4 separate regions of the Homo sapiens genome follow, and regions 1, 2 and 4 are each linked to region 3. Evidence: chromatin contacts called from ENCODE Hi-C or POLR2A ChIA-PET data. All regions are on one chromosome and are shown on one strand. Each heading gives the region's core, a stretch centred on a gene start or an enhancer-like site at or near the end of the contact. The rest is flanking DNA. Distances are from core to core; before and after follow the strand shown.

What was found. Hi-C counts contacts between places; a loop is a spot of excess contacts on that map. ChIA-PET counts read pairs that join two places held with the same protein, here RNA polymerase II (POLR2A). Pooled maps may share reads with other maps.
Region 1: a loop to region 3 is called in a pooled map, with 7 times the contacts of the local background. The contact joins two enhancer-like sites. A Hi-C loop is called at or near these places in 2 of 168 maps with a recorded cell type or tissue (MCF 10A and endothelial cell of umbilical vein), 4 of 37 single-sample maps with no recorded cell type and 10 of 50 pooled maps.
Region 2: POLR2A ChIA-PET joins it to region 3 with 12 read pairs in IMR-90. The contact joins two enhancer-like sites. A Hi-C loop is called at or near these places in 1 of 168 maps with a recorded cell type or tissue (naive thymus-derived CD4-positive, alpha-beta T cell) and 4 of 50 pooled maps. POLR2A ChIA-PET finds 5 or more read pairs at or near these places in 1 of 52 experiments (IMR-90).
Region 4: a loop to region 3 is called in a map of IMR-90, with 6 times the contacts of the local background. The contact joins the promoter of RBMS1 here to the enhancer-like site in region 3. A Hi-C loop is called at or near these places in 3 of 168 maps with a recorded cell type or tissue (IMR-90, heart left ventricle and naive thymus-derived CD4-positive, alpha-beta T cell) and 11 of 50 pooled maps.

Annotation. Positions count from the first base shown.
Region 1 is chr2:160,424,470-160,430,045 of GRCh38, reverse strand. All of the region lies in intron 1 of RBMS1 (RNA binding motif single stranded interacting protein 1), which reads left to right. Among named protein-coding and RNA genes, the nearest start is that of MIR4785, 19 kb to the right of the region's middle. Within about 2 kb of position 1,770, at least 15 of the 41 ENCODE cell types and tissues checked have a DNase peak (open chromatin) inside an H3K27ac peak, as active enhancers do.
Region 2 is chr2:160,471,076-160,476,395 of GRCh38, reverse strand. The region is part of intron 1 of RBMS1 (RNA binding motif single stranded interacting protein 1); the gene reads left to right. Among named protein-coding and RNA genes, the nearest start is that of RBMS1, 20 kb to the left of the region's middle. Within about 2 kb of position 2,500, at least 2 of the 41 ENCODE cell types and tissues checked have a DNase peak (open chromatin) inside an H3K27ac peak, as active enhancers do.
Region 3 is chr2:161,062,140-161,067,794 of GRCh38, reverse strand. No RefSeq gene overlaps it. Among named protein-coding and RNA genes, the nearest start is that of TANK-AS1, 95 kb to the left of the region's middle. Within about 2 kb of position 3,979, at least 3 of the 41 ENCODE cell types and tissues checked have a DNase peak (open chromatin) inside an H3K27ac peak, as active enhancers do.
Region 4 is chr2:160,491,222-160,496,264 of GRCh38, reverse strand. RBMS1 (RNA binding motif single stranded interacting protein 1) reads left to right here and starts at 2,458. Exons shown (of 14, transcript NM_016836.4): 1 at 2,458-2,976. The coding sequence starts at 2,902. RefSeq lists a silencer at 2,031-2,210 and an enhancer at 2,397-2,917.

The DNA.
Region 1 (5,576 bases), core at 521-3,020, 640 kb after region 3:
TCTGTGTAGCTTCTCATTCTGTACAGCCTCTCTTTCCATGTGGATTCTAACTGGAAGGCAGACTAGCCCAGATTTCTTTACAGGGTGATTGGCTGAAAGCCTCTTCAGGCCCAGATCTGAAAGTCACTCAGCCATACTTCTGCATTCTACTGTCACACAGGGCCATCCCTTAGGCAAGGAGAGGTGAAACAGGTTCCAGTCCTGGACTTTGGAGGAGAGAATCACATTGGGAAAGCACATGCAGAGTGGGAGGGATTGTGGGCAGGTATTTCTGGAAATGTCTACCACAGTTATTATTAAATACAGCTTGAAAGAGTAAAAGATTACAATCCCAATGAATAAGAATGCTTATTCATTGTACTGCTTCCAGATATTAAAATTATTAAGTTACCTTTAACATATGTGTGCTGTACATAATAACCATGGCATATATTCACCATAGCTATTCTAACTGAAGGAAAAGATATATTCCCCAAAAACCTAATTCTTGATTTAGTCTTATTGTTTAATTTTTTAAAAAGTGTACTACAATCATAGTTTTTATTGTTTCAGAGGTTAAATGCACTTTACGTGTTTACTGATACAAAGGGAATTTTGAACTCCCTCTAGTGGCAAAAGATTTTCTTTTATTTTTTCCAAGAGCTTACTTAATAAGATGGCTGACATGTATAACAACATAGTTTCAAAAATGACCTGTTCTTACCATCAGAAGATGCCCACTTTCTCCTGTGTGAGTTATGGTGGGTCCTTTAATCTCTTATGAGAAATGTTAACCTTTCCAAGAAACATTGATCATATTATATGAAAAAAAAGGAAGAAAGGAGACTTCCTGTTAACTTTAAAGTGCAAAAACTGCTAACTGCTCCCTTTAGTCAGGGTCTTAAATAAAAACTATTATATTTTGACAATTAAAATATCATTTTCCCTGGCTAAAAAGTAAATTAAATTTTAAATTTTTGCCTGAAGAATTATTTTTTGAACAGACAAATGTATTTAATTGAAACAATCTTTACATAGAAAGCAATAGATAACTGTTGAAAAGTGCAGCTTGGAAAGCACTAATAGCCAAACTAGGAGGATCATAGGGATCCCAAAGTGTTATGCTTGTCTTGAATTCAAATTTGGATTTTCATAGCCAATAGGGAAGGAACATGGTTATCACCATTACGCCATACAAAAGGAAGCACAATGTCAAAGGGCGGGAATAGAAAAACAGCTATTACAGACTTTGTAAATTAAGTTTTCTTATCCCCACCCCATTGCCAAAGAGAATTAATAATACTAATTAACTTAGTCTGTTACGGGTCCATCTATAGACAGATTTATTCTGGTTCTTTATATAGTAAAAGGACATTTCTGTGATGCTAAAAGACATTCTTTAAAAATGCTCTTTTCCCAGCTATTTGTGGAAGCCGATCCAACCTATCCTGTACTGTCTCGTAGGTTGACACCCAAAACCTCTGTTCTCCTACCCACAGTAGTAGGAAAATGGCCAGGGATGGTAAGAATCCATAGAGTTTTTTTCTTCTTCTTCTTCTTCTTTTAAAGCTCTAGAAAGTGGAACCTAGGATTATAAAAATAATTCCCCGACATGCTGTTTTGTTTGGGACTAAACTATGAAATAGCAAGATTTCACTACAATAATTAATCCAGCCAATAAAAAGTTAGACTTTGTTTCTTTCCAATACCTCTTTTTAGTTCGACATTTATAACTAAGTCTGTGTCTCTTGTGGTCTCGATTACATCCGGTGTTTTCAGCTGGCAGCATTTCCTCTGCTGAGGCCACCCCACGTTTTTTGCCAGGCTACATTTCTGTGAATATAAAGAGAGAAAACCAAGTTGTATTAGAGAGTGAAATTTAAGGAGAAATTGAGTATAACTTTGATTTTTGAAACAAAAACCAAGCCACTGTATTTGTTATAAACAAACTGGTGATTAAAATATGTAGGCTCCAGAAGTACATGGAAAGTCTTATAGCCATCTCGTAGCCATCCTGCATGTTTTCTCTTAAATATTTATAATAACCTAATTTAACTAACAAACAGAGACCAGAGATTCCCTTCCAGCTTTGCTTGCACAGATTTGAAATAATGAAAGTGAATTTGCATTTCTTAAAATGGTGTTTTCTTCCAGCTCTCATAGAAATGTTTTTGGAACAGTGATCTGTGCTAACAGCTGTATTCAATCTTGAGTAAAAGTCACTTCCTGAAGAGAATGAAATTCAACTTAACATTCGAACTTGCCTAGAACATAATCCTGTAGGGTGAGTGTACTATGTGATTATGAAACTGGACACAGGCACCCTGCTGAGATGATTTCTTGTAAATAATACCCAACAGAAACCATTAATCAGTGTCAGTGTTTTTAACTGAAGAATTAATATTCTAAAAGTGTTCCTTATTCATACAGATAACCGTCTTAGTTTTCAAGAATTTTAGTCTTTGATATTTTAAAAATGTAATTCCCTTGTGGAATTGGATCTATATGAAATCTCTATGTATTAATATATACCATCAGATAGACATAAATATAGATACAGATAAACATATATGTTTATATATTTAGGCTTTAACAATTTTTTTAATTGTGTCATTCTTGATTTTCAGGTAAAATTTATTTTTGACTCAGTTCTCTTTACCTATTCACTCATTTATTTATTGCAGTGAGCTCAATTTAAATAGAATTTTGTTCCTGGCCTCATAAAATTAGTTGTAGGTATATATATGGGAGGTACAGTTTTAGCTATGATGGATTTAAAAAATATCTCTTAGATAGTTATTATTGACCTCTACTTTCCTAAATATTATACTTCTTTATTTTAAAGAAGGAAAATGTTGTATTAACGTAACTTGGATATTGCTAAAACCTTAATGGAATCATCCCTTAGATGGAAAAGTGTCCACTGAATCTTCTGTTTTCTTTATGGATCATTATTTTGTCATCTAAACAATGAATGTGGAGTTTTCAGTCATAGGCTATCAAATTGATTAGAGATAAAGTCTAACACGTTAAGGCAGAATTAACAAACATACAGAAAAATTCCAACCATCTCAATTTGTAGGAATCAAAACCGTTTCCGGCCTTACTTTGGTAACAAAAAAGGAGCTAGGCTTTCTTCCATTCCTTGACCAAACCACTAAGTTGCCTTGAAGACCTTTGTTTATAATGTCTTCTTACATTCTTTTCCCCCTGACATGCTCCCCTCCCTCCAGCAGTGAGATACTAATTAAAGAGAGGCCACTGTGACCCTAGGTTGTTTAGAAGTCACCCGGAATGAGGTGGCGGCACAGATCTGGAGAGGAAGCGCTCATTCCTAAATATAACACAGTCCTTAAGACCATCTTGTCAAAAATCTGTTGGCTTCTAATAGCAAACAAAGTACCTCCTTTGACTTAAAAGGTATACACTTGAAACTAAAATGGAATCTCTAAAACCTACTTTAACAACATCTATATCCACTTTTTATAAGAATTGGCAACAAATAAAATTAACTCATGTATGTCACATGATAGTTTCTTTCAGAGACACTAAAATATAAACATTAAAAACATTTTAAATTTGATAAAGGATAATCTAATTTTTATGTTTGTTGAGGGAGAGGGAGCATGTATCTTGCCATTCCTTTTAAAAAATTAGAGACAGCTTAGATTGTGTATGAGAAGACTCTTTTCTTTTTTTCCCTCTCTCCTTCCCTCTTTCCTTCCTTCCTTTCCTTCCTTCCTTCCTTCCTTCCTTCCTTCCTTCCTTCTTTCTTTTCTTTCTTTCTTTCTTTCTTTCTTTCTTTCTTTCTTTCTTTCTTTCTTTCTTTCTTTCTTTCTTTCTTTCTTCTGTCTCTCTCTCTTTCTTCCTTTCTTTCGTTTGGACACCAGGCAACACTTTAATTGGGATGATAAAATGAACATGGTGCCTGCCAATCGTGGAAGTGCAAGGACTGCAGATTTTTCTTAATATAAGTGTTTTGAAAGACATGGAAATAATTTAATAACTTGCCTTAAATGAGCAGGTGGTGCTGCCTGACATTAAATTATTTCCTTCTTAAGTGGACTTGCTGTTGCTAAGTACTAACTTACAAGAAGCAGTTTCTTGCACAATTTTATTAGTGCTTGTTTAGCAGGATACTTCTGATTGCAAGCACAGTAATAGAGACCCACTACTGTTTGTGTTAAGTAATGAGGTGGAATTGTTCTAAGAATATATAAGGGAATAAGAATCTTAGTTATGAAACCCGATCTCAACAGAACCTGAGAAAGCAGCCTCCTAGGTGGGTCTATGGAGACCAGTTGGATGACAGTTTTCCATTCAAGGCACAAAATCAAGAGCAGGAGTTTTGAATTTTTCCCCTTGAACTTCTGCCATTTCTGCTGTAGTTGCTCTTTGTTTAGCTGGGTTAGAGTCCGGCTGCTTTGCTTCTTACTGTCTACTGCCATTCTTCTACTCTCTGAGTCTCACTGTCCTGTGATTCACTTTCCAAGTGATGATTCCTCTACCTCATTGCTTCTCCTTCCTTCCAGCATTGCTTGCTCATGGCCCCTCAGCTACCTTATATAAGGCCTCCTTCTCCATGCACAGTACCCGGTGGTTTTAGACTCCCTGTAAACACTGACTGAATGAATAGATGAGGAACATTGTTAGGGAATTATAAAATGTAAGCATTTTGTGTTTTCTTTTAGTTAGCCTTTAAGGGAGCTAAGAAAATATAAATTAATTAAAAGCCAGCTGGAAGACAAATGTTATTTTGAAAAATTTAAGAGACCTAATCATCTCCCTTTAGGTTAAAAAGGATTCACTGTAATAGTAGTAAGAAATTATTTATTTACAGAGGCACTGAACAAGTGTATACCGTTAAACTTGAGATTCTGGACTACCTTATAAAAAATAGTAGTGCTTTTAAATGCTCTCACTTCACACTGCCCCATTTAAGCAGCCACACTGGCAGGAATGGAGATGATAATTTAACTTCAGACTCCAAGAAGGGAAGCAGTCATTTTTTATTGACCATATTCCATTTAGGAGCCAAAATTAAGGTCTAATAGGGATCTGAAGACTTTTTTTTTTTAATCCTTCAGATCTTCATCTTAATAATTTATCTGTGAATAGATGATCAATTCCTGATTATTTTTAAGGCAGTCTTTTTTTAAGGATTTTTAAATCCCCCACCTTCCTATTGCTGCTCATTTTTTCCCCCTTTTTAGTTGCCCAGGGGACAAAAATAAATACCAAGAAAGAGTTCTCAATTCTTCATCCCTTTGCTGCCTTTTATTTTTTTAACATGAAAGGTTATAAACATTCTGTAAAATCTTTCTTAATTTCTGCTATTCATATAGTCATTTGTGAGTGAATAGACAGTAGTCATAAGAAGACCCAAATATGTATTTTTTTAATCATATAAAGTTTTTAACTGAATGTTGGGTTGAAGAAGAACCCAAACAGCAGTTTAAAATTCAGTTGCTCAGCTTCCCGGTTATAGCATGAACATCCAGAAGTGGCCAGTTAATGGGGCTTCATTCCCCTGCACTTTGGAAATGACCAGCAGTCCCAAATGCATTTGAGAGTATTTTCACTCATGAGAGAAAACG
Region 2 (5,320 bases), core at 1,251-3,750, 590 kb after region 3:
TGCTTCAAATACATACGTGATTAGGATAAAAATGAGCTTTTAGCCTAAATTACCTAAGTAATATTCTCAATCTCAAGCTTTACTATGAGACTTGCTCATAGTGTCCCCAAAGGCAATCACTACCAAGTTAGTTTGTCGTTGTCACATAAACACTTCATAAAATGCAAAAAACCAAGTATTCAATGACTATCTTAAGTTAAATATCATGAATATAATGTGTATAGAAAAGGGAGGCGGTGGACAGGTGTGGTGGCTCATGCCTGTAATCCCGGCACTTTGGGAGGCCGAGGTGGGTGGATCACTTGAGTCCAGGAGTTTGAGACCAGCCTGTGCAACATGGCAAAACCCCATCTCTACAAAAAAATACAAAAATTAACTGGATGTGGTGGCTTGTTCCTGTAGTTCCAGCTACATGACAGGCTGAGGCGGGAGGATTGACAGAGCTCGGGGGGCGAAGGTTGCAGTGAGCCAAGATCACACAACTGCATTCCAGCCTGGGTGATGGAGTGAGAACCCTTCTCAAAAAAAAAAAAAAATGGGGGGCCCATTCTACTCTATTAGTATAATTTAAAAAATAACATATGGATGGGGCATTATTAATTGAAAAGCAATTAAATTTTAAAAAGCAAAATAAATGGCTACATATCTAAAAACAATATTTCTCAGGATTTGCTCAGGGTTTCTAAGGACCTAAAACTGTGTCTGACAAGAATATGTGATTATATTAGTTAGGATTCTGATAGGCAATGCATGACATACATACGCAAACTTGGTATTTAAGGAATGTTTACAAATGTGTTGGCAGGTCTTAGGGAAACCTAAAAGAGACAACGACATTTTCTGAGGCCAGCAAAATACGAGTGCTTTTACTACTCAAAGTCTGAAAGAGCAAAGGGTGGGAGCAGTTACCAGAACCTGGAGGGGAAGCCCAGTGCTGGGGGCTCCCTGAGAGAGGTGATGACCTTCAGCCAAGGACTAAGCCCATGTGGACCAGTTATGTCTCACTTTCCTCCTACCCTTAGATCTGCCAGTGCCTCCAATTGGAACCAATAGGAAGCCCGAGAGAGGAGGATACCAGTGATGCAGGGCCTGTGGTCGGCCCCCAGGTCACAGGATAGAGGGGAAAAGGTGGAGAGGCGAATGAAGTGTGGGAATCAGTAAATTTTGTTGAATAAAGGAATGGCTGCTTACTACTTTTCTTAATGGATAGTTTCATTTCTTTCAGTTAACATGGCTACCCATTGCCTTTTTAAAAATCTGCTGTGATTACTCAAATGAATTAGATAAGCAGTAGTGAGTGCCTACCATAGCATTTTTACAGGTCTATTGCAAAACAATAATGGAAACTTTCTAAGAAAATTAGTTATTAGTGGGATTTTTTAGGCTGTCTTCAGAAATCTGCATTATCTTAAGTCCATAACCTGAAAAAAACAATCACTTGAATCTCATAATTATTCAACAAGAATGTGAAAGATTATCACACCATAAATACGATATATTACTTGCGACGCAACTGAAAATACTTTGCAGGACATTGAGTTAATGGATATTTGTTTTCTGGTTATTCTTACACTACTCAAGCCTACTTTTTGCCTACCTTTTCCACATTATGCTTTATTTAATCTGTCTTTAATAGGTCATAAGAATTATATCAGAGATTTTGCATTTTAAAAGGAACAAGCTCTAAGTTTGATTATGACAAATGTTTGAAATGACTCTTCCTGTACATACGTACTCAAGAAGTTTTGTTTTGTTTATTGTGGTAAATAATGTTAAATTTGTCATTTTAACCATTTTTTGTGTACAATTCAGTGGCGTTGAATACGTTCACATTATTAGGCAACCATCACGACTGAAGAATGTTTTTTAATCCTTCCTATTGAGAGGTGGTGTTTCTGGTTTCACGGAGATGTTTTTCTCTTTCAAAAAGAACAACCGCAAAATCCCATGATCTTGCAGTCATATCAGTAAAGAAAATCTGCCCAAATCCTATCAAGTGATGTTTTAAAGTGGTATTAAATTAGCAAAGCTATTGTACGCTTGTTCATCAACACACACAAAAAAGAACTTGTTGGAAATAACTTTTAGAATGAACATGTCCCTTTAAACAGGAAGATGCTGTTATTTTGTTTCTTTTTATTTTACCTCTGAAGGAATTTTGTCAGAAGTCCAGCTAACACTCTAGACTCGTGGTTGTAATGTATGGGATATGCCACACTTTGTGACTCACCTTTTTTTTAATATATTTTTCAAATTTGAATAATAATATCCAGACTCAAACTTATGTTCCTTTGTTCATTTAATTGAGTTCTTGAGATGGTAATAACACAGCAGAGAAGTTTTTAACCTTTATGTATGATAAAACACATAATTAACTCATAATGTTTTATGAAAATATAAAGATAAAACTAGCTTTCCTCTACAACATGAGTTCTTCTTACCTGTTGTCATAGTAACCAGGTAAACACTACTAAAACCAAATGGGCATCAAAAAAGTTTTTCATATAAAAGGTATTGAAAATATTTATAGGACCTTTAAAAAATAGATTATCTGAGTAGAGGAAGAAAAGACTCAAGTAATAGAGGAGAAGTAGTCAAACTTTATTTGCATATGGAAAGAGAGTTGAGGGGGTGGAAATCTGCGTTGCTGAGAAAAAGAGTTTTCAGAGCAGACTGTTCTGGTATTTTATACCAATTATGTGCAGCTATTGCTTTGAATAAATTTTGCTGCCCTGCTGAGATTTCCTTTTTACAAATCCTAGAGCAATTATAAGATGGAAGTCTGGAATGTATAAACAATGTCCTTTGAACAGTAAATGAGCCTCATTCTTATAAAACTCAAGGGTAGGAATGTACTACCTTTTATCCTATGTTTCTCTGCCTTTCCTTCCTCCTTAATCATAGCACAGAAATTAGGGTCTGCTTCAAGAGTATATAAAAACATGAATTTTGCCTAAAAATACTTTTAAATGACAAATTCCATGAAATTAACAAAATCTCTCTGTTGCTACATAATACCTGTGTACTTAATACATGTTCAATACAGCAGTTGATTGAATATTCCTATTCTATTCTATTTCTAGCCTTAACACAAGAATCTGTAATAGATTACTTTTTTCTATAGACCTGGAAACAAAACACTGCACCAAGTCAGTGTGCATGGGGAAAAAGTGACAACCTTAGAGCGCAACATTAGGCTGAGTTTCCAAATGCCAGCTTGTTTTACGTGACAGAGCAATCTGCACTAATCAAGGCAAACAATGTATACAATCCTAAAGAGAAGTCAACTGTCACTTAGCGTTAACTGTAAAAGCCTGAGCTCCATTATTCTGCCAAACTTACAGACCTTATACAATGTTTACAATAAGGTTTGGAGAGTTGCCTAGCATTGGAATATATACAATTAAACAACATAGTTGAGTGGCCCTTTTATGTCAGCACTGCTAAAAGAGCACCATTATGTGTACTCATGATAGTCATTCTTGGAACTCTTAACATAAACAGGAATAGAGAACATTCATTTGTAATTCTATCTGAGTACGTGTGGGATTTTATTTTATTTTATTCACATAAACCCCCATGGAAACTAAAGATAGCAATAATAAAAGGATCACTGAATGAGAATTATTTCTGTGACTGTCAAAGAATGCAATACTTATATTGTTTGCAACTGAGCTTAAGCACTCACCTTATTTGGACTTTTATTTAAGCTTGTATAAAAAAGGGAGATTGTATTTAATTACAAAGTGAATTTTATTTGTTTGAAAATAACACTAGAAATTAATACAAAATGCATTTCCTGATTTCCTCTTTCAGACATTTTCAAAAAATAGCACATGCAAAGAGGCAACAATATTATCGATTAAAATGAAACAAAACACAAGCTAACTTTTAAGTTCACATCATATTTTGTTAAAGTTAGTTAGGCTAATTTTATAGTTATAGCTCGGCCAGAATGTTTTATCCTTCGGTGTTGTTAGCAACAGTAAAAGGGAATGACACACAACTGAAGCAATTTTTTTTGAGGAAAATAGAAATATTTAAGAGATTGATTTATAGTTCTATCACTCAGAAATACAAATATATATATTTTTAATGTAGGTATTGGGTTTTTATTGAAGTTTTCTTTCTCTGCCTGTTTCCCAGAAATGTTTGGCTTTGTAATTCTGAGAAATAGTTTACATCAACACCAGAATAAAATATAGTTATGTCAACTGACACAAAAATGCCTGACTCAAAACGAGGAGGAAGATTTGGGCTCAATTTAGGTCACTGAAGCCAGTGACGCCAGCTGTTTTTGCTTCTGTTTTCTAGTCTGTTGTCTGAAATTTGGAAATTTGTTAAGCATGTTTCTAGAGAGAGGATTTAACTGCTTCATACAAGTTTACCTGTTATTTAGCAAAACATAAATAACTGTCAGCCCGATAAATAGATTTACAGCAGGATACTTGAATGATTGAGTGCTAGTGTACCTCAAAATATCAAAACAGTTCCTAAAATGTAATTTTTCAATGAGAAATGAAATGTTTGCCTCCCTCTAACCCTGGCCTGAAACTTGTAGTTTAGAGCCCTTAATACAAACAACTTTTTGTCCTTTACTTTCTCTTAGAGTATAAATCCTCTTCACTTCTTCTAATACCTAGTGGACTTCTACTTATAATCAGAATGTATGAAAGGTTATATATATATATATATATATATATACACCAAAGGATTTCCCAAACATGATTTTGTCTCTACTTTTGGAAATGAGGGAGGGAGTTTCTTGGAGTACAAGTTGTGAGTTGCGAGAGATCAACCAGTTGCTCCAGATATTCTTTAAACAACCCAGCATTGTGATTCACACATATTTGTAATATGCTTCTCTCTCCCCAAAAATATGTATTTCAAACATTTTCCTCTATTCCTAATTTTTCCATAAGTTGATGAATAAATTTAGTTATGACTTTATAAACTTAAAATATCTCCTTTAAATTAATATTTTTCTAGATTAGAGACTCCTAGTTTTAATATGTATACTTACATAGAAATGTCTGTATTCCTTGAATCATTTTAGTAATTCTGCATTTCATTGTTTTCAAAGGGCAATCATTACAACCTCCTAGAGTGACCAATTTACACGCACTTGAATTTTGTACATAGAAGCATTATGTTTTCAGTTTTATTTCCAATAAATAGTTTTTATTTCCCTGCCCAGCATTTATTGCCCTTTTGAGTTTTGGTTCATATTGGGCTCCTGCCTTTCAGAAACTGTCCAAAATAACTCCCAAATGGTTCCAGTTAGAACTGGTGGTTTAGTGGGCTAAGTCTTGCTTATGGA
Region 3 (5,655 bases), core at 2,730-5,229:
TATGTATTAGGGGCATCCTTACCTTCCCTGGAATAGCCTCTTAAAAATTTTATATGTCTCATAAATTGACTATTATCAGAAGGATTTTACATCAACCTCTACAATATGGGAAGATGAGCTTTTACTAGGGATTCATGTTCAGGATTTAAAATTAAAAAACTTCTACCTATATTTTAATTTCTCTTACAGGTCATTATGTTAACACAGATGTTAATTTAAGACTATCTTTTTCCTTTTGTTGTTAATGTACTAATGTGACATTTGATCTTTGGGATCCAACTTTGCAGCACTAATTCATTGGTCTAGCAAACATTTTCTGAAAATCTATTATGTTGAGTTTGTGTGTGTGTGTATGTATGTGTGTGCATGTGTGCAGCAAAGAGGAGTAAAACAGATTTCCTATCTTTAAGGCACTTAAGATCAATATAAATTATAAAGTGGAATATGTTTGACTCCCTAGTGATGTAAACAGAGTATACCATGGGAGCTGAAAGGATGGGGAGATCTACATTTAATGAAACTGAGGAAAGATTCATTGAAGCAGGTGACATTTAATTTCGGTCTTGAAAGTTGAATAGAATTTTGAAGTCATGATAGAAGCTGACATTTGGGGCTACATTACAGGCACAAATGAAAGTACATTATAGGTTGTTGACTTATTGATTATAGTTATTGCATATATTGTGATCAGTGCTTAACTTTTTAGATATACAGATGTAAGGTACAGATTTATTTTAAATAAACCAAGTGAAAAGTTACCAATTACTGATTGCTTAGTGTGCCAGGTTCAGTTGCCAGGCTTTACCCACTTTGCCTCAGTTGATGTTTATGACAACCCTCTGTGAAAGGTATCATTCCACCAGTTTTACACATGAAGATACTTAGTATCAGAGAAGTTAAATAGCATATTCAAGGTCATGTGATAAGCAAGAGGTGGAGTTAGGATTTGAACTTAAATCCATCTGTTACCAAAGTACATACAGTTATTCTCCACAACACTGCACCATCCTCCTGGTTTTAAAGTAAGAAGGAATCTTGGAGATCCTTCTTGTGGATATAATTCATGCATTCTCTTGGGAGGTAAAAAAATACTCTTTATGTATAAAGTGCAGACATACATACAGTGCATATTCAGTTGTACAGTTTAACTGTGGCATTGATATTTTATGATGGAGGGTGACATGGGAAAAGAGTCTAAAAAGGCTCTGTAGGGGTGTGATCACGGAAAAAGGTTGGGAAGCATTGATCTAACTCAAGCTCTTTCACTTTTTAGGGAACAGATGTGGAATGTTGGAGAGTGAAATGACTGCCCCAGTCACACGTCTAGTCAGTGATGTATATGCATGTGTGTACTTAAAAATAAATCCACTGTTTTTAGGGGCAAAAGGCTCATGCACCACTTATCACTTTGCCAAGCTCAACAATCTTGTCCTCTCCTTTAACTCGATTTCTTTCTGGGTTTGTGCGTGGGCTTATTTATGCTCTCCCCCTTAAGCTGTGAATCACTAAATTTCAACTTCCTGGAGGTCAACAACAAGGAGTGAAATAGTCCCACCGCTAAGTCTTGACCCTGGAATATGTCATTTAAGCTGCGGTGTTTTGGGGGCACTCTTGAGCGGTCCACCTGGTGCTTCTAGAGCAGCAAGCAATGTATAGTAGGTGCTCAGAGTTATGAATTAATGCGTGAATATTGACAGTAGCAGAAAGAAAAGGGCTCAGAAGGACTGAGAACTGCTTGTCTTTTAAATTATTAAGTATTAGTTAAATTTATTTCACATGGAAACAAGCAACACTGGCTCATTTGCTGGCTGTCGGACATCTGCTGTTGAGCTAAAAGTGGCCTGAGGTCTTGAAGAAAAGTTGGGCACCAAGCAGAGCTCTTATCTTGGGGTCAGGTACTCCACTAGGTCTTGAATTCTGTTACTGCTAGTGAGCTGAGAAGGGACACCCTTAGCTTGTTTGGGGCCAGACAAGATTTCATCATGAAGGAATAATGTTAAGGAAGCCCTTAAACAGTTTTACTTACACTTTTCCTACGCATCAACACACAATCATTAAATCTGTTGAAGATAGAAGAGGGATTTTTTTTTAACCTACTGACATAAATGATTCTATTACATTTAATGTATATGTGCTATTTCCATGTATTTCCCCCCTTCTCCAGCCCCACATAAGAATGCAGTAATATGTTTTCTTTCCACAATCTGCCTAGTCTATTTCCATGGACCAATGTTATTACTTTCATGGGCATTTTTCTAAAGTTTCTTTATGTTTATAAAGCATATTATGTTATTTTTAGATAATAGGTATATTACTATTAGATAATAGATAGTAATAGATATATTAGGCTGGGTTTGGTGGCTCATGCCTGTAATCCCAGCACTTTGGGAGGCCGAGGCAGGCAGATCACCTGAGGTCAGGAGTTCGAGAGCAGCCTGGCCAACTTGGTGAAACCCCGTCTCTACTAAAAAATACGAAAATTAGCTGAGTGTGGTGGTGCGTGCGTATAATCCTAGCTTTTAGGGAGGCTGAGGCACAAGAATCGCTTGAACCTAGGAGGTGGATGTTGCAGTGAGCCGAGATTGCACAACTGCACTCCAGCCTGGGCGACAGAATGAGACTCTGTCAAAAAAAAAAAAAAATGTTATCCTCTCTCCGCTGTAACTAAAAAGTACCATATTATGCATATGGTTCCATACCTTTATTTTTTTCTCCAAATAATTTATCTTGGAAATGCTCTGCATTGGTAGTATATGTATTTGTGATGTGGTTAATTTGTTAAATTGTACTTTCTAGGAAGTGTGTCAATTTATACTTAGAGTAGAAATGTTATGAGTGCCTGTTTCTTCATAACTTTGCCAAGAGGGTGTGAACAAAGTTTTAAATTTTGCCAGGCTGAAAGGTAAATATAATATTTTGATGTCAGTTTAGTTTTCATAGCTCTAATTTTGGGTGAAGTCAACCATCTTTCCTGTGTTTAAAACCATTTTTTAAAAAATGTGTGAATCATCTAATAACATTCTTTGCAATACTGAGTTGTTGATTTTTCTTATTGATTTCTAGGAACTATTTATTTATTATAAAGAGTCTCTGATATGAGGTTACAGATGTTCCCATTTGACATCAGTGATATTAAATATTACATAATTAAAATTTTATTTTTAGAATTTGCTAGCATGATGAATTGACATTGCTGAAAAAGATTACTTGACATAATCACACTATTTATTGTCTCATATTAAAAACAAATAGGATACTTACAAAATAATTACATCTACAGATGGAACTACAGCACCCCATTTTACATTTATTTGCATTGAGACCAGTAAACTGTTCAGAGAACTAGCTGCTTGTGCTGGGGTAGAAATAATTTTGCCATTTATTTTACCAATGGTCCCTAATAAACAAATGACAAATCTAGAACGTCCAAATTTCTAAGTTTGCCCTTATGATCAACTGCCAATTGAACAAGAAACTTAACAAGGTTATGTTCATAACTTGGCAAAGTGTCTAGCATATAGGGCTTGAAAAACGTTTATTTATTATAGAGATAATATACTGAACTGCCTTTCTACCTTATTGTGCCTCAATGTAGTTACTAGAGTAGAAAAGATTTCCACTCTTGGCTGCCATTCACAGGGCTCAGCTAAGAAGTTCCCTCCCTAGCTTACATTGAACTATATGAAATTGCTGCTTTATTGGTCAAAAATGGTTGACTGTTGGCACTTTCATACGGTTCAATCTATATCTGAAAGCCTGATGCAGTTAGAGAGGATTCAGCTGTCACAGCAAAAAGCTAAAAATTTTCAATACTGGGTGGACTGGAGTTCCTAGTCTCCTCACATGTCTATGTGGGAAGTGGGGTGTCACAGCTCTCTTGCTGGAAGCGAGGACTGCAGTATTCAGCAAACACCACAAGAGGGGGCATTTCTCTTGGAAATGTGAAGACTGATGAATGCTTTTCAGACTAAGAACCGGTACAGTCAGTCTGGGGGGTGTGCCAACAGGCTAGCAATAAACATCGAGTTGGGAAGAAGAGGGGCCAGTGATTACATGTTAAGCCATTGTCTGTCTCAGAGGGAAAGTCAACAGCTTTCTGTCTGGCAGCCTTAAAGCTAGTAATGCTGAGAACAGGCAAGCCAAAGTGAAGGGAGATCATAGCAATTGTGATTTTTGCAGCCAGAATCAAAACATCAAAAGTGACAAGTAGAAAGGGCTGAAGGTGCGCCTCTTACATATTTGAAAATGTCAGCTTCTTGGGAAAATTCGAGATGATGTAAGAGCTCTGCTGCATTTGCCGGTTGAATGGCATATTCCTGTTGGAAGTTCTGGCTGCCTTGCTAAAAATGCAGTGCACTCTAGCAATCGGCCCTGTGCACAGATGTTACACAGCCTTTACATTAAGCAGATAATGCAGAAAATATTTTCCTTTGTATTGGCACAGCTGTTACCATCTTCAACTCAAAGACTGTGCAGCTCTTGATTAATAGGAGATTTGTCTTTTGTTTGGCTATGAAAGTTAGCTCTAAATGAGAGACTTGGCTGCTCTTTCGCTTGTGTAACACCACATGGTAAATGAGTGCAGAGCAAGGGAGGTCCAGACTTCTGGGGCTGGCTTGTACAATCAGTCTCCCATTGACCAAGAAACTCTGCAACAGCCAAGCCCCCTATATGAGAACATTAAGTGGCCCTAAAGAAATTGCTCAACTAGAGGGGTTCTTATTAGAAAATTAAGGAAGAAAAAGGACAATATGACAAATTACGATATACTCTCATAACATTGAATTTAGCAGTCCCAGCCTTTTTTCATTGCCCAGCATCCTAGGTCAATTAGAATTCAGTGATTCTTGGATTCAGTTAGTGAATTGTTATAATTTGACTCTGAGATAATAAACAGGTAATTATTTCTCTTCTGTACTCCCCTCTCCCCACCCCAAATCCTCCAAAACATTTAAGCTAACTGGGGTGTTTTGCTATGGTGGTTTGTTGGAATTCTTTCTCCTCCACATCCAAAATAAACCATCATGTTTTTACTTGTTTTTCTGAGAAAGCAACACAGATGTTACGTTAAAAAATGTGAGCTTTAGCTTGTTATTGTGTATAAGCATGAAAATGGCTGTCTTATACATTGTAGCAAGTGTAAGCTGTCCTATCTCATGCTGAAAGGAAGCAACTTACCAGTAATGCTGGTGCCAGATTAAGATTCTCAGTGCATCACAAATGAATTACCATGTCTGTTATTTTAAAGGAGAAAAGAAAATGGCAAAAAAAAAAAAAAAAAAAAAAACCCACAAGAAACAAACAAAACCAACCAAAGCCAAGAAATATAAGAAGGGGGACATTGGGCCAGACTTTGCTAAAAGGTACATAACTCACTTTAGATTATCAGCTGGATAGATTATCCTGTTTCATTTCTAAAACAGATTTTGCAAGTGAGTAGTGAACAAGGAATCGTTGATTGCTCTTTTGGCTGTTTGAGTTCTTATGGCCCAGAGATGAGAATATTCAGATAACAGGTCTTTCATATTTTGTGTGTGTTCCACAAAACCACATGTGAAGAGAAACATTTTAATATATTGATTTGTCATAATAAGTGCTCAATAAATGTGTTATTGAAACAATGAATTAAAGGGAATCTTAGGGAACTCTACTACA
Region 4 (5,043 bases), core at 1,209-3,708, 570 kb after region 3:
AGGAAGCAGTGTTTTCAGATTTCCCCCCTTCCACATTTTTACCTACTCTTAATATTTTTAGAGTTCTTAATTTTTGCAAATCCGGTGAATATGAAATGGTATAGTAGTATTATTTTAATTTGCATTTCTCTTATTACTAATGAACTTGAGCATCTTTTTATATGTTTTCTGAATATTTGTGCTTCTGTGAAATACACATTCATTCTTTTGTTCATATTCTAACAAGTTCTCTTTTTTTATTGATTATTTATACATTCTGTATACTAACCTTTTGTGTTATATGTATTACAGGTATTTAGTGGCTTTTATCGCTTTTTATAAAATCCTTCAATGAACCAGTGTTCTTAATGTTAACAGTCAAATCTGTCAATCTTACACTGTTGTTCCCCTTATTTAACCAATCTTTCCTATTTCAGGGTCAAAAAGGTATTCTTCTATATTGTCTTCTAACAGCTTTATACTTTTGTTTTTCACATCCAGGTCATGATTCACCTCAATTTTCCACCCTCCTCCCTTGGTATGTGTGAGGCAGGGCTCCCATTTCATTTTTTCCATATGATTGCCAGTTGACCCAGAATCATTTATTGAAAAGTTCATTCTTTCTCCACTGCGCTATAATACCAACTCAGTCATAAATCAAGTGTCTATACAAGTGTAGGTCTGCTTTTGGGCTCTCTAAAACAGGCTGAATTTCCATCATCCAGAAAAAACAGTAAGTAGAACAGTCTAAGTTTGGTAGTTTCCCTTATTACCTCAAACCTAGAACTTCTGCGATTGTTCTCGATTTACTTCTCTTCCTTCTGTCACTCTTCCAAACCATCATTCCTAGTCTTCCTAAAGCACAATTTAGTTCATGTCAGTTCCCTGTTTAAAAACATTAAAAGGCCCCACATTGAAACAATATGGGAAATATTTTAGGCTCCCCTAGTCTGACAGTGACCCATTCCACTTTTCAGGTCTGCATGCACCTCAACAGTGCCTACAATATAGCAGACATAGTAAATATTAGCTTCCTTATAGGCTTTTACATAGGTAAATGAGAGGGACATGATTTGCCTCCTGGCAGAGCCAAAATGTTCTCACCTATACTTATATTTATTTTGTTTTTGTCAAACATGTAAGATCTAGAAATTTGTCTAAACCATAGAACGATTATAAGGGTTTCAGGTCCTTATTTTGTCATTGTTTTAAAGTATCTTACTAAACCTATTTTAAAATGTTATCATATAAAAATAATAACTGTTTAACAAAATAATGCATTCCAGTTGAGTTTAATTTACCTTGTGCTATTAACAAAAGACTCTTCAAAAACCAAAATGACAAAGTAAACAAGGTCTATTTAATAACAAACACAGTTTTTTATTACATTTTATTAGATGTGCCGGAACCCTAATTTGAGGATGCTTGCTTACCTATGCTATCCGTATGTACATTTTGGTATTAGCTCTCTTTTTGAGCTGGAATATAAAAGTCTTCTGCAGGCAGCTTCGGGGACCAATTAATTCCATTAAATTATATCTAGTTATGTAGTGAACTGAACCACTGCTGGTCTGAGGCTGTCTAGAGCTGTGACAATTAGGAGATGGAGAGAGGCAGAAAGAGAGATTGATTTTATATGTCACTGAAGCACACTGCAACAATATGCCAGCGTGACTTTCAAAATGGCCTTAAAATATTCCAAACTCAGGGAGTTTCCTTGCTCCTGAGTGGGAGTTGACAGACTGTCTGGCAGCATTAGAAAGAGGCAGAGAAAAGCTGATGTCTATATTGTGTCCTCTAATAACATTCTGCCTCTTTGCGGCATCCCCCTCTTAGAAGGATCCGTCTATATGTTGTGAGGGGTGTGTGTGTGTGTGTGTGTGTGTGTGTATGTATGTATGTGCTTTGCCTCCCCTTGTGCAAGGGGCATGATTTCACGTCTCACATCTGGGAAAACCAAACCGAAGGACGCTAACCCTCCCAAGGTCACCTAGATTAGTCTTGTGGCCCCGGGTCGGGGGTGGGTGGGAGGAACAGAACCCAGGTGTCCAGACTCCAGCTTTGTTGGGCATTAAATCATTTTCCTTCCCTTGTGAAAAAAAATTACTGGGCGGTGGGAAGTGAACGATTAATCAGATTTCCTCTTTTCCCTTATTTCCCCTCCCCCTTACGAAGATAAAAACTCGGGAAAGCAAAAGAGGTGCCCGCCCTGCAGTTCTTAAGCTGGGTCCCCCCGCATTCCCCCTCCACCCCCACTCCCACTCCCATTTCCCCACCCCCGACACAAAGCGATCTGGACTCACAGGGCTTCCGCCCGTCCAACCGCGAGCCTGGGAGGTGAGGAGTGGTTAAAACTCAGCCCTCACCTCCAGCGGGTCCCGGGCTCGGCGGCGCCCAGGCCCCGCCCCCGCCCGCCCTTCCCCCACGGCCTCGGAACGCCAGCCCCTCTCCTCTCTCCACATCGGGCGCACCCACCCCAGATGCCGCCTGGCACCAAGCGCAGCCGCCGCTGCCGCACTTTCCACTTGTATTGATCACCTCTCAGCCCCGCGCAGCCGGCTCGCCCGAGCGGACCGCGGCCAGCGCGCCAGCCCTTGGCAGCCCCGGAGCAGTCGGGCTCCGGGAGGAAACTCCTTGGGAGCGCCCTGTCCGGGGTGCCCTCTGCGCTCTGCAGTGTCTTTCTTTCTGCCTGGGAGGAGGAGGAGGAGGAGGAAGAGGAGGAGGAGGAGGAGGAGGAGGAGGAAGAGGAGGAGGAGGAGGAGGACGTCTGGTCCCGGCTGGGAGGTGGAGCAGCGGCAGCAGCAGCAGCCGCCGCCGCCGCCGCCGCTGCCGCCGCCGCCGGAAAGGGAGAGGCAGGAGAGCCCGAGACTTGGAAACCCCAAAGTGTCCGCGACCCTGCACGGCAGGCTCCCTTCCAGCTTCATGGGCAAAGTGTGGAAACAGCAGATGTACCCTCAGTACGCCACCTACTATTACCCCCAGTATCTGCAAGCCAAGGTAAAGGGGCGCCGGGGAGAGGTGACGGCCGGAGGAGGGGGCCCGGGGACGCGCGCAGGGTCAGGCCTGGGGAGGGGGGCGCGCGGCGAACCCCCGCCACCGCCGGGCGGAGTTGCTGGAAGGTTGCTAACTATAGCGCTGGCCTGGGCAGAGCCGGGCGGCGCGCGGGGCGGCGGCTTCCCTGGGAGCGGAGTGCGGGGATCGGGTTACAGAAAGCCGCGGGGGGAGAGACTAGACAGGAAAGAGCCACCAGCCCCTTCCTGGCCCGGCCAGCGGGGAGGGTCGTGGGGTCGAGCGGCGCCCCTCGCCGAGCCCTGGCTGGCCGGCGGCCGTCGCCTGGTGTGCGCGTCTGGATCCGCTGGTGGCCCGGCTTTTCGACCCCTTCTCCAAGGGCCTCGCCCTGTAAGCTGTAACTCTTCGCTCCCCTCGCCGTGGCGCGGAGCCTCCCGCCCCCCAGGGACGCCCCTCCACCTCCCGCGCACGCGATGACTGGGGCTGGAGGGGCGGCGGGGCCGGGATATTTTCCTCCCCGCCTCCGGCCCTGAGCGCCCGCCCCTCGCCTCTGATCTTTGTGCGGTGTGGCACTTCACCTGGTTACTGATTTCTACTTTTACGCTGGTGTTTTGGGTAGAAAAGTGGCCAAAGTTCACTCGCGTTCATTGATGTCCCTTCTAATCTCTAGAGGTTTTGCAAAGGAGGGACAATGGGCAGATTTCAGTGCAGAGAAAGAAGTGACTTCGTATTTGGTTAAAAAAGAAACAAAAACAAAACTAGCTTATATGTTTGCCACAGATCGATTTCCAATGTTGCTTTTTAAAAAGTGACCTCGGCACACTCTTGGGTAACAACAGTTGATGACATGTAGCCATACAAATTGCGCCTGGCTTTCTAGGGACCCTGGGTACTTTGTTAGTGGGCCTATCTTATTTTTACAATAAGAATTTGATGCCTCCCGAACTCATTTAAAAAAATTATTTGGGCCATGAAGACTGGAAATTTCACTGCTTTGGAAGCAGCCGCCAGAATTTGGGAGGGTGGAAGTTGGACGCAGCAGCCTTCTTCAGCCATTAACATCTATCACAACTCTGGGTGCCCTTCTAGATCACAAAAGAATCAGGTATGGATGCAGTGTCCGAACTTTCTTTGGGAGGTTGTAATCATGCTCTGCTTGCTGGTAGTTGGGCATTTCCGGCCTGGTACAAAGAATCTCTGATTCAGCCTTTTCTTTCTTAGAATGTGTGTGGTCCACGTTTTCATGTACTTACGACATAGCCCTGTATTTGTCTACGTAAAAAGGACACTTGTCAGTTTCGAGACCAGAAATGTCCTAGCAATCCCGGGCCTCATTTTCACTTCCCCCAATTCCCACTTTACTTTGGGTCACCAGAAAGCAGCAAGATGGTAGCAGCAAGGATACCCCTTATTCATCTCTGTGTAGTTCTCACAGTATTTGTTTTAGGAACTTGCAGGAGATGCTAGTTTTCTGTGAGCTACATGGTAGCTGTTCAAAGAAATTTTGTGGCATAATCAATGCACTACCTTTTAGATATCTTATATATTTAATGCACTTGTTTAAATTATGCAGCATTGGGTGCCTAAAGGACAGCTTATTCAACACTTAACAATATGAATAATAAATACACCCACTCAGGTGAGGAAGAAAAAAAGCCATGTTTCTACAGGCACATTTACCTTAGTAATTTTTATATACCATTAGTAAGTTAGAAACCAAGTCCATACCATTTAATGTAGCTAATGCAATGCCATTTGGCTTTTTTGCCCTGTAAATAATTGAAGAGAGAGACAAACGGCAAGAGCCTGCTCTAGTAATTAGGGTCGGATCCCAGAAAGCTTTACGGCCCATTTTCTGAAAGTGTGCTTCCTGCATAAAGCATTTAATATTGATTTGTGTTGCGGTAAATGACATTCTCAAAACATTTTGCTAATTCTACAATTAAATCTGAAATCCTATTATTCGGAATTCCTTTGTTTCTGGAGAAAGGTATACATACTCACTTGACCTATATAACATGGTATTAAAGTTTGGTAATTAAGTCTAAATTCCCT